Linked DNA regions of Homo sapiens: region 1 is linked to region 2. Evidence: chromatin contacts called from ENCODE Hi-C or POLR2A ChIA-PET data. All regions are on one chromosome and are shown on one strand. The core of a region is the stretch at or near the end of the contact, and the rest is flanking DNA. Distances in the headings are between cores, read along the strand shown.

What was found. Hi-C counts contacts between places; a loop is a spot of excess contacts on that map. ChIA-PET counts read pairs that join two places held with the same protein, here RNA polymerase II (POLR2A). Pooled maps may share reads with other maps.
Region 1: a loop to region 2 is called in a map of vagina, with 10 times the contacts of the local background. The contact joins the promoter of CLDN11 here to the enhancer-like site in region 2. A Hi-C loop is called at or near these places in 12 of 168 maps with a recorded cell type or tissue (A673, B cell, CD8-positive, alpha-beta T cell and 8 more), 21 of 37 single-sample maps with no recorded cell type and 13 of 50 pooled maps. POLR2A ChIA-PET finds 5 or more read pairs at or near these places in 1 of 52 experiments (A673).

Annotation. Positions count from the first base shown.
Region 1 is chr3:170,416,953-170,421,456 of GRCh38, reverse strand. CLDN11 (claudin 11) reads right to left here and starts at 2,589. Exons shown (of 3, transcript NM_005602.6): 1 at 2,165-2,589. The coding sequence starts at 2,390. RefSeq lists an enhancer at 1,889-2,841.
Region 2 is chr3:169,757,083-169,761,032 of GRCh38, reverse strand. No RefSeq gene overlaps it. Among named protein-coding and RNA genes, the nearest start is that of ACTRT3, 11 kb to the left of the region's middle. Within about 2 kb of position 1,557, at least 4 of the 41 ENCODE cell types and tissues checked have a DNase peak (open chromatin) inside an H3K27ac peak, as active enhancers do; they include CD8-positive, alpha-beta T cell and OCI-LY7, where a contact is called at or near this core.

The DNA of each region.
Region 1 (4,504 bases), core at 1,340-3,839, 660 kb before region 2:
AGATAATCAGTCAAGTGTCTACTGACTTGAAGATCTCCAGAAAGGAGCTCCAGGAAGTCTGAGGCCCATCCCCTGACCCAGCCGTCCGCCTCTGCGGCTTGTAGAGAGCCAGTACTCACACAAAGCAGGCAGTCAACTGGCAATGCAGGTTCTGAAATCCATGGCACTGGCTGTCCACATGCTACAGTGCCAAGGCCATGTCCGGACACCAAAAGATAGGGACAGAGGACTGTTCCTGCCTCCACCCAAAGTATGAGGGAGGGGGAAGGCAGGAAGGACTAGCGCCGCCCCCCACCCCCCCCCCACCCCCAGAGTATGCACTCCCCTCTGGAGGACAGCCTTTGTTCTCTGAAAACAAACCACTTGGCACTGAATGCTCAGTAAAGTTAATTTCAGGAGAAGAAAACAAAGTTAATTTTATGCTTCAAAGATCCCTACAAATACCATGCCCAGCTTTTAATAAAATACTATAGGTACCATTCATGAAGCATCTACTATCTCAAAGGAGATTACATTTCTTATCTCATTTAATCCTCAAATAATCGTGAAAGATGGGTGGTTGATCTGATTTTAACTTTTAAAAGAAGACAACCGTGGTTCACTGAGGCTAGCAATTTGTCCCCCCTCACCCAGATTGTGAGTCCTGGATGCCGGAGGCTGGCCCGGGTCTGCCAACACCAGCATTAGCCAAAGCTGAGTCTAGATCTGCGTTCGTTGACCTCTGGCCTTCTGAAAGTTCAAAATGAAGGAAAGGATAGCGTAAGGCAAACCAGGCAAGCACTGCCCGCAGCTATTGTGTGCCAGAGGCCATGCCAGGTCCAGAAGAGGAAGCAAAGAGAATAACAGGACGCCATCTCTATCTTCAAGGAATTTAAAACGTAGTGGGAGAACTTCACTCACGAACAATCAACAAAAAACAAGATAAAATGTGCCTTTGTGAGGATAAGAGCCAAGTACTAGGCAGCAAGGAGAAAGGAGGGATTCAGATTCCGACTGCGAGGACCGGAAATAGGGCGTGCTTGGAGGAGGCTTAAGGGGCGAGCACAGTCTTATCTGACTGGCGGCTTCAGGGACAGGTTTCTCCCCATCTTGAGGAAACCGGGAAAATCCTTTAAGTGAGCACAATCCACGAAGGCTGGGGGACAGAAGCCCACCTTGTAGGGACATGCCTTGGGGGTAGAGCAGAGATTCCAGCAGAAAACCAAGGGGGTGCCCGCGACCTCGCCATTGCCCAACCCATTGGTTTAAATCTGAATTGAGGCTGTCGCCCAAAATGTTTCCACAGGACACATGTGAAAATGTGGCCCCTGGCCGGCGCTAGGCTGTCAATTTTTACCTCCCCTTCCCAATCTGAGACACGCTGGAGGGGTGGCGGCGAGCGACCCTCGGCGGCGCGCTCCGTATCTCCCCAGTGGAGTCCGCCCTCCGAGGAGCGCCCGCTCGTCCCTATCCAACCCAGCGGCGCGGAGCGGGAGCCGGCGTCACCGCAGCCCCGCAGTCTGACGCGCCCACAGCAGGGGCGGGGGTAGCGGGGGCAGCGGAGATGGCCCTGGGCACGTGCGGGAATCAACGTGACATTTCCCAAACCAGGCAGCCCAGAGAGCCCTGGACGTGAATTGCTCAGCGGCTGCGCGGACGGAGCTAGGAGGGCTCTAACCTGGCCGGGGGCGCTTCGCCCATCCCATGAGGACCGAGAAACTCAGCCTGAGCCGGTTCGATTCTCCTGTCAGCTTGTGTTACACGCTCCTTCTCACCTCTGCGGGCGGAACCTAACGCGAAGGCTCGGCGCCCCGGGGGAGGCCGGGCGGGAGCGGGAAGCACTTCGGGAAGCGGACGGTGGAAGGATGCGGGCTGGGACCGCAGTAATTAACACGGACTCAGTTCCTATTAGGTGTTCCGGTTTGTTCATTCTCAAAGGGACCCGGCCAGTGTTACCACCGGCCACATTGCCACTATTATCTCAAATTCCAGATAAGAATACTGCGGCCTAGAGAAGTTAAGTTCGGGGCTGCCTAATTCTTTTACAACAAGGTGGGACTAGGGATGTCAAAAACGTACCCAAAGGTCTTCAAGCCCCCAAAATGTCTCTGTGACGCCGTCTAATATCCCGCTCTCTACCCAGAGGATAAGGATTTGGGAGCCGCCGCCAAGCTCGGGTCCTTACCCGGCAGGATGAGGATGTCCACCAGGGGCTTGCAGTGGTACAGCCCCGTGGCCATGACGCAGTCGGCCCACAGCCCCTTGGAGCCCAGCTCATCCAGCTTGCGGCAGGTGGGGATGGTGTAGCCGCAGGTCACCACCCAGTCATTGGTGGAGGTGGTCACGATGACCCCGATCCAGCCCACGAAGCTCGTGACGAAGCCCACCACCTGCAGGCACGTGGCCACCATGGTGGCCGCCAGGATGTCCCCGTGCCTCGCCCCTCACGGCTGTGCCTGGGCCTGGGCTGGACAGTGCCTGCCCAGGTACGTCTCCCACGCTCGCGAGCCGCTGGAGGGCGACGGCCCGAGGCGGGACACTGGAGGTGGAGGTGGGCGCCGGAGGCTGCGAGCTCAGCGGCGAAGGGCGCACGGCGGGGACAGCAGCGCTGCTGGGCAGCGCGCCCCCGCCCCCTCTTTAAGCCCCGCGGCTCCGGCCGGCGAGCACCAATCGGCGGCAGCCCCGGGGCGCGCCGGCCAATCGCGGGGCGGGGCCGGGAGGGAAGCGTGAAGGGGAGCAGAGTAACCCCAGGGGGGCCATTGGGCCGCCCCACCCCGTCCGCAGCGCAGTCCGGCGATGCAAAGTAAAACAATTCCATCCAGGTCCAGAGAAACGGAGAGCGCAAAGAGGGCGTGCGTTTGTCGAGAGTTCTGTTTTCCTGCGACTGGTTTCTCTTCTTATAGCCCCTCTCTCATCTCAGTCTCTGGGTGTCCATTCCGCTCCGACCCTCCTCAGCTCCTCCCTGCTCGCTCCTTCTTCCCTGCTGCGAGCACTCCAAGGGCGCTCGGTACAGTCCCCCGACGACCCAGGATTGTGACAGACTGAAAAGTGCAGTAGGGACAAACGCGAGGCATTCAGTACACACAGTTACTAGAAGAAAGAAAACGATGCTTTTCAGTGGTTGAACATCATCAGCGGCAAACGTGGCCATAATAATCAACAATAGCAACTCACATTTATCGAGCTGTGTTATATATTATGCAGATGCATTTTACATGCATTAGCTCATTTAATCCTCATAACAGCCTTTGAGGTAGGAACAATTGTCAATGACACATACTAGGCCGGGAGTGGTGGCTCACACCTGTAATCCCAGAACTTTGGGAGGCCAAGGTGGGCGGATCACCTAAGGTCAGGAGTTCGAGACCAGCCTGACCAACATGGTGAAACTCCATCTCTACAGAAAATACAAAAATGAGCCGGGCATGGTGGCGCATGCCTGTAACCCCAGCTGCTTGGGAGGCTGAGGCAGGAGAATAACTTGAAGGAGGTTGCAGTGCGCCAAGATCGTGCCACTGCACTCCAGCCTGGGCAACTGAGTGAGACAACGTCTCAAAAGCAAACAACAACAACAACAACAAATTACACGCACTAGCCATAGAGAAACAGCACAAGAAGGTTGAGTTGCCCAAGTTCACGCAGCTAGGAAGGGGTAGATACCATGGGCCCATCTCATCCCTTTCACGAACTGTTTCTAGGAAACTGTCCTGATCAGTCTGAAAATTCCTAAGGGGTTCATGTGTCCCATTTTAGACGCATTAAAAGCTACAGCAGACTTCTCTGGCTCACTGTAAATAAATTAATATCTGTACCCCACTGAGAAAACTGCCTAGCCCAGAATGAGCGCTCTGATAGTGTAAAGCTATCATCATCACCATCAACATCATTAAGCCACCATGCATACAAATAGGCCGCATTATTTGCACCTTTTTATTCAGATAGGGAAGTCTTCCTTGAGCTGCATTTACATTCAACAGTTTTCACTCCCTTTGAAACATTTGGCTTATCTTATTATCTCCTTCTATCCATTCCCTTGGACCACTGCCTCCTCACCAATCATGAGACTTAAAGGTGTGAGGATTTCAGAAAGCACAAAAACTTCCTGCTCAGCGTTCTAAAATCTAAGATACTAACCATAAATCATAGGTACTGAGCTTTCCCAAAGCCAGCCCTAATGCTGGTTATCAGTGCAATCACCATGTCTTCTAGGAAAGCCTGGACTTGAGGAGACAATTACATTTCCCTGGAGACCCCAAGGAAATCAAGTGCACACACAGAAATGGCTCTTGTAATTGATAGCAGAGTGTCAAGTACAAGGGTCACAGTAATCACCCAGGAAGCACAGTGACTAAGAACACAGTCCAACTGCCCAAGTTCAAATCTTGGCTCCATCACTTTCTGGCTGTGAGACCAAGTTACTTTATCATTCTTGGCCTCCTTTTCTCATTTGTAAAATAAGGATGAAAACTGTACCTACCTCATAGACTTTTTTTTTTATTCTGTGAGCTATTAGGTTGGTGCAAAG
Region 2 (3,950 bases), core at 308-2,807:
CTTCCCTTTTTAAGGAGGCAGCAATCTTACAGAAATTGAGCCTAAAATTGTCAGTATTGCAAGAGAAGACAAAAATTCAGATTTTTATGTCAACACCACTGATTATAGAATGTTGGTAGCTAAATTGAAATAAAATTTAAATATTATATAAGTGCATGGTAAAGAATTTGGATGGCTTTTGTTCCTGAACCCTGGGAAGTAGCCTCTAAACCCTTGGAATTCACCAAGAATGGTGGGAGTGTCTTTTCTTGGTAGGCCTCTTGGACTAGACCCAATAGTTTACACTAACGAGATGACTCATGACTGGGGGTTGGTCAGCCATGTGATTAGAGTGTTGGGGCTTTGGGCCCCATGATACTAGCCCGACCTCTTGAGAGACTTGGAGCCACATGTCTGAGCCTTATGACTAGTGATTCATCCAATCATGCCTGTAATGAAGCCCCAATAAAAACTCTGGACACACTGAAGCTTGGATGAACGTCCGTGGTTGGCAGTACTCAGTGTGCTAGGAGGAAAATGTGTCCCTGAGGACATGAGGAGAGGGACAATGGAACCTTCTTTCTGGGACCCTCCCAGACCTCACTCTATGTGTCTCTCCCTTTGGCTGGTTTTGATTTGAATCCTTTTGCTATAATAAAACCATAATAATAACTATAATAAACATCCTTTTGCTATGATAAAACTGTAATAAAACCGAAATAACACTTTCCTGAGTTCTCTAAGTCATTCTACTGAATTATGAAACTTGAAGGGGTAGTGGGAACCCCTAAATTTGTAGGCAGCTTGTCAGATGTAAGGATGGCCTGGGGACCTCCTAGCTTAGGTTGTTGATAGCTGAAGTCATTGCAATGCACCAATAAAAAAACGTTTTGAGATAAAATCTGGTCTATTATAGGCTATTAATTTGCGACCTTTGGCCTAGGCAAATTTAAGCATTCCTGAGTGCTTTCTCTAGAAGGGTGAGGGTTTGGACCATCCTACCAGTTTGAGGCCTACCCAAAATAAATGTATTTGAGAGGAGTTTACACTGGTGGTATCTGTTATAGGTTTCTGGGAATATCACTAAAGAGAAGTTTCAAAATTAAATTTTAATAATATTCTGAAAATAGTAGTGCTAATCCTTCACGTATAGGGGTTAGGGTATTTCTTCCAGTGGTTCTGCCTGAGGGGTGGGCCTGTTTTTCAGTGTCCATTCTGTCAGTCGTTATGGGATGTGAAGAGGGTTCCAAGGGTTCCACCATCACTAGGTGGAAATGAGGCAACTTTTCCCATATTTTTCCTTTACTCTGGTTTGTATCTCCCCTCCTAGGTAGGTATCAAAGTATATATGGTCTTCATTTGTGTTGCCTCAAATTCTCATTTCTTCCTTGATATAAAAAGGAAACAGGAAGACATTGAAATAAGGATATTATTGTGGTCCTGTACTTTTACCCTGTTCTAACCTAGCTGAGGGAATCTAGCATAAGTCACCCAACTTTACATTCCACATGTGTCAACCGGATGTACTAAGACTTCCCTTGAAGGGTGGTTGTGGGGAGAATATATGAGTAATATATATGACAGCAACTGGTATTATTAATGAGAGGAGAAGTCTGTCTTACTCTTTACTTTGCAAGTAATGATTTTACAGCGCTCTGATGGGTATGTTGTAGTTACTCTGGCAGGAAGTGGTTTTGACTTGGGTATATAGTTAAGAGATATATGGAGAAGGGTGGAAGTGCTAATGGTTTGTGAATTTTTAAAATAACACCAATTATGAACTTGATGCACACCTGCAGCTAGAATCTTTCTCTAGATGATGTTTGACTATCATTTTTTTTTTTTTTTTTGTCTTGGGGCTCTAGGTTTTCACTTTGGTGATATTTATGTGTGTACTATGGCTGTCTATATAAGTGTTAAAAGGCATAATTATAGTTATTAAAAACAATTTAAGGAAAACAGAAAAATGCAATAATGAAGAAATACAAATACTGACTTTTTTGTATGATCAATGAGGATATTATAACTAAAATGAAAAACATTATACATATCAGTTGCAAAAACAGTTACATTCCCCACAATCTTTTTAAAAAATGCGAGTAGTTTGCTAAAGTGAACTGGGTGACTTATTTTCAACCTTGGAAGAAAAACTCAATTAAAGCTACATTTGAACTGTAATGGCACCAAGGAGTTCAACTTGACCTCATATGCCAGATTATAATCATCTTTCAAGTGTACAAACAAGGAAGCATAGTTATCAAAGAATGAGAAATACGTTTGTTCAAAGACCATTTACTGCTTTAACAAGAGGTGAAAGCTTGCCAGAAATATATAAACACCTACCCCAGTGCTATTCATAGGCTTAACATGTTCAAAGACTTGGGGGCGGAGGGGGGGCAATTTAAAAATATCTTTGAAGTTGTGGGTATTCATCATCATATCTAATAATGCTTACTTTCTAGAGCCCCTCTCCAAGGAGGGCAAAGCAATTTATCTGACTTATTTTCATGACATCCTTGTGAGATAAGGCAACCACCATTATCTCCCTTCTGCAAATGGAGAAACTGAAACGTTGGGAGGTAAAATCACTTGAAGAAGGTCAGTAGCAGGCCTAAGAATGTAAATACACGCATTTTAGCTTTTAACTGCTATTTTACTTTACAGAAAACTAAACAAACAAAAAATAATTTTAAAAAAATCACATACTTTTTCATTCTCTTTTTAAGTTAAAGAATAATTACTCATCTATCAACTTTTCCTTGGTAAGGAAAACAGTTTAAATGGCTTTTCACAATAACTGGAATCTTATTATACTGGAATGAATGAACCACTTGCAAAGTTGTGATGTTCATTTAACAAACACTAAATACCTAGTCTGCAACATGTTGTATTGTTCAGGGTGTTGAGACTTCAAAGGTGAAACATATATTCCTCATCTTTAAAGGTCTTCCTGGAGAGAGAGATTCTATAAGCAAATTATATGGTGCAGTCTCATGTTATTTAAATTTACTAAATTCATCATTTTATCCCCCAAATCTATTTTTTCTTCCCTTTCCCCTTCCCGTAAATGCTACTGCTACACCCAGGAGCTAAAACCAGTCTTCTGGGCACCACTGCTGATGTCTCATTTTCCCCGCACCCTGCCGTGTCCTCTGGTCTATTTTTTTTTTTTTTGAGATTGGGTCTTGCTCTGTTTCCCAGGCTGGAGTGCAGTGGTGTGACATAGCTCACTGCAGCCCTGAGGCTGAGGTGCGAGGGTCACTTGAGCCCAGGAGTTAGCACAGAGGCAAATGCTAAGTAATCTAATTAATAATGCTTTCTAATTTTTTCAGTTACAAAATTAATGTGACAATATCATAAAAAAAGGTGAGAAATAGAGGGACTACAGATGTGCACCGCCAGCCTAATTTTTAAAATAATTTTTTTGAGAGTCAGGAGCTTGCTATATTGCCCAGGCTGGTCTTGAACTCTTGGCCTCAAGTGATCCTCCCACTTTGGCTTCATTTCTACTACCTTAATCTAGTTCACTATCTTTTTTTTTTTTTTTTTTTTTTTTTGGAGAGAGAGTCTTGTTCTGTTGCCCAGGCTGGAGTGCAATGGTGTGATTTTGGCTTACTGCAACCTCCACCTCCCAGGTTCAAGTGATTCTCCTGCCTCAGCCTCCCAAGGAACTGGGATTACAGGCACGTGCCACAACGCCCAGCAATTTTTGTATTTTTAGTAGAGATGGGGTTTCACCACGTTGGCCAGGCTGGTCTTGAACTCCTGACCTCAGGTGATCCACCTGCCTTGGCCTCCCAAAGTGCTGGGATTACAGGTGTTAGCCACTGCCCCAGCCCAGTTCACCATCTTCTACAAAGACCTGACAGGTCTTTCTACTTCTTATCTTGCCTCACACCCATTACCAATTCATTCTTCACAACGGAACTAGAGTGATCTTATTAAAAGGCTAACTGAGCCATGTTTTTTCT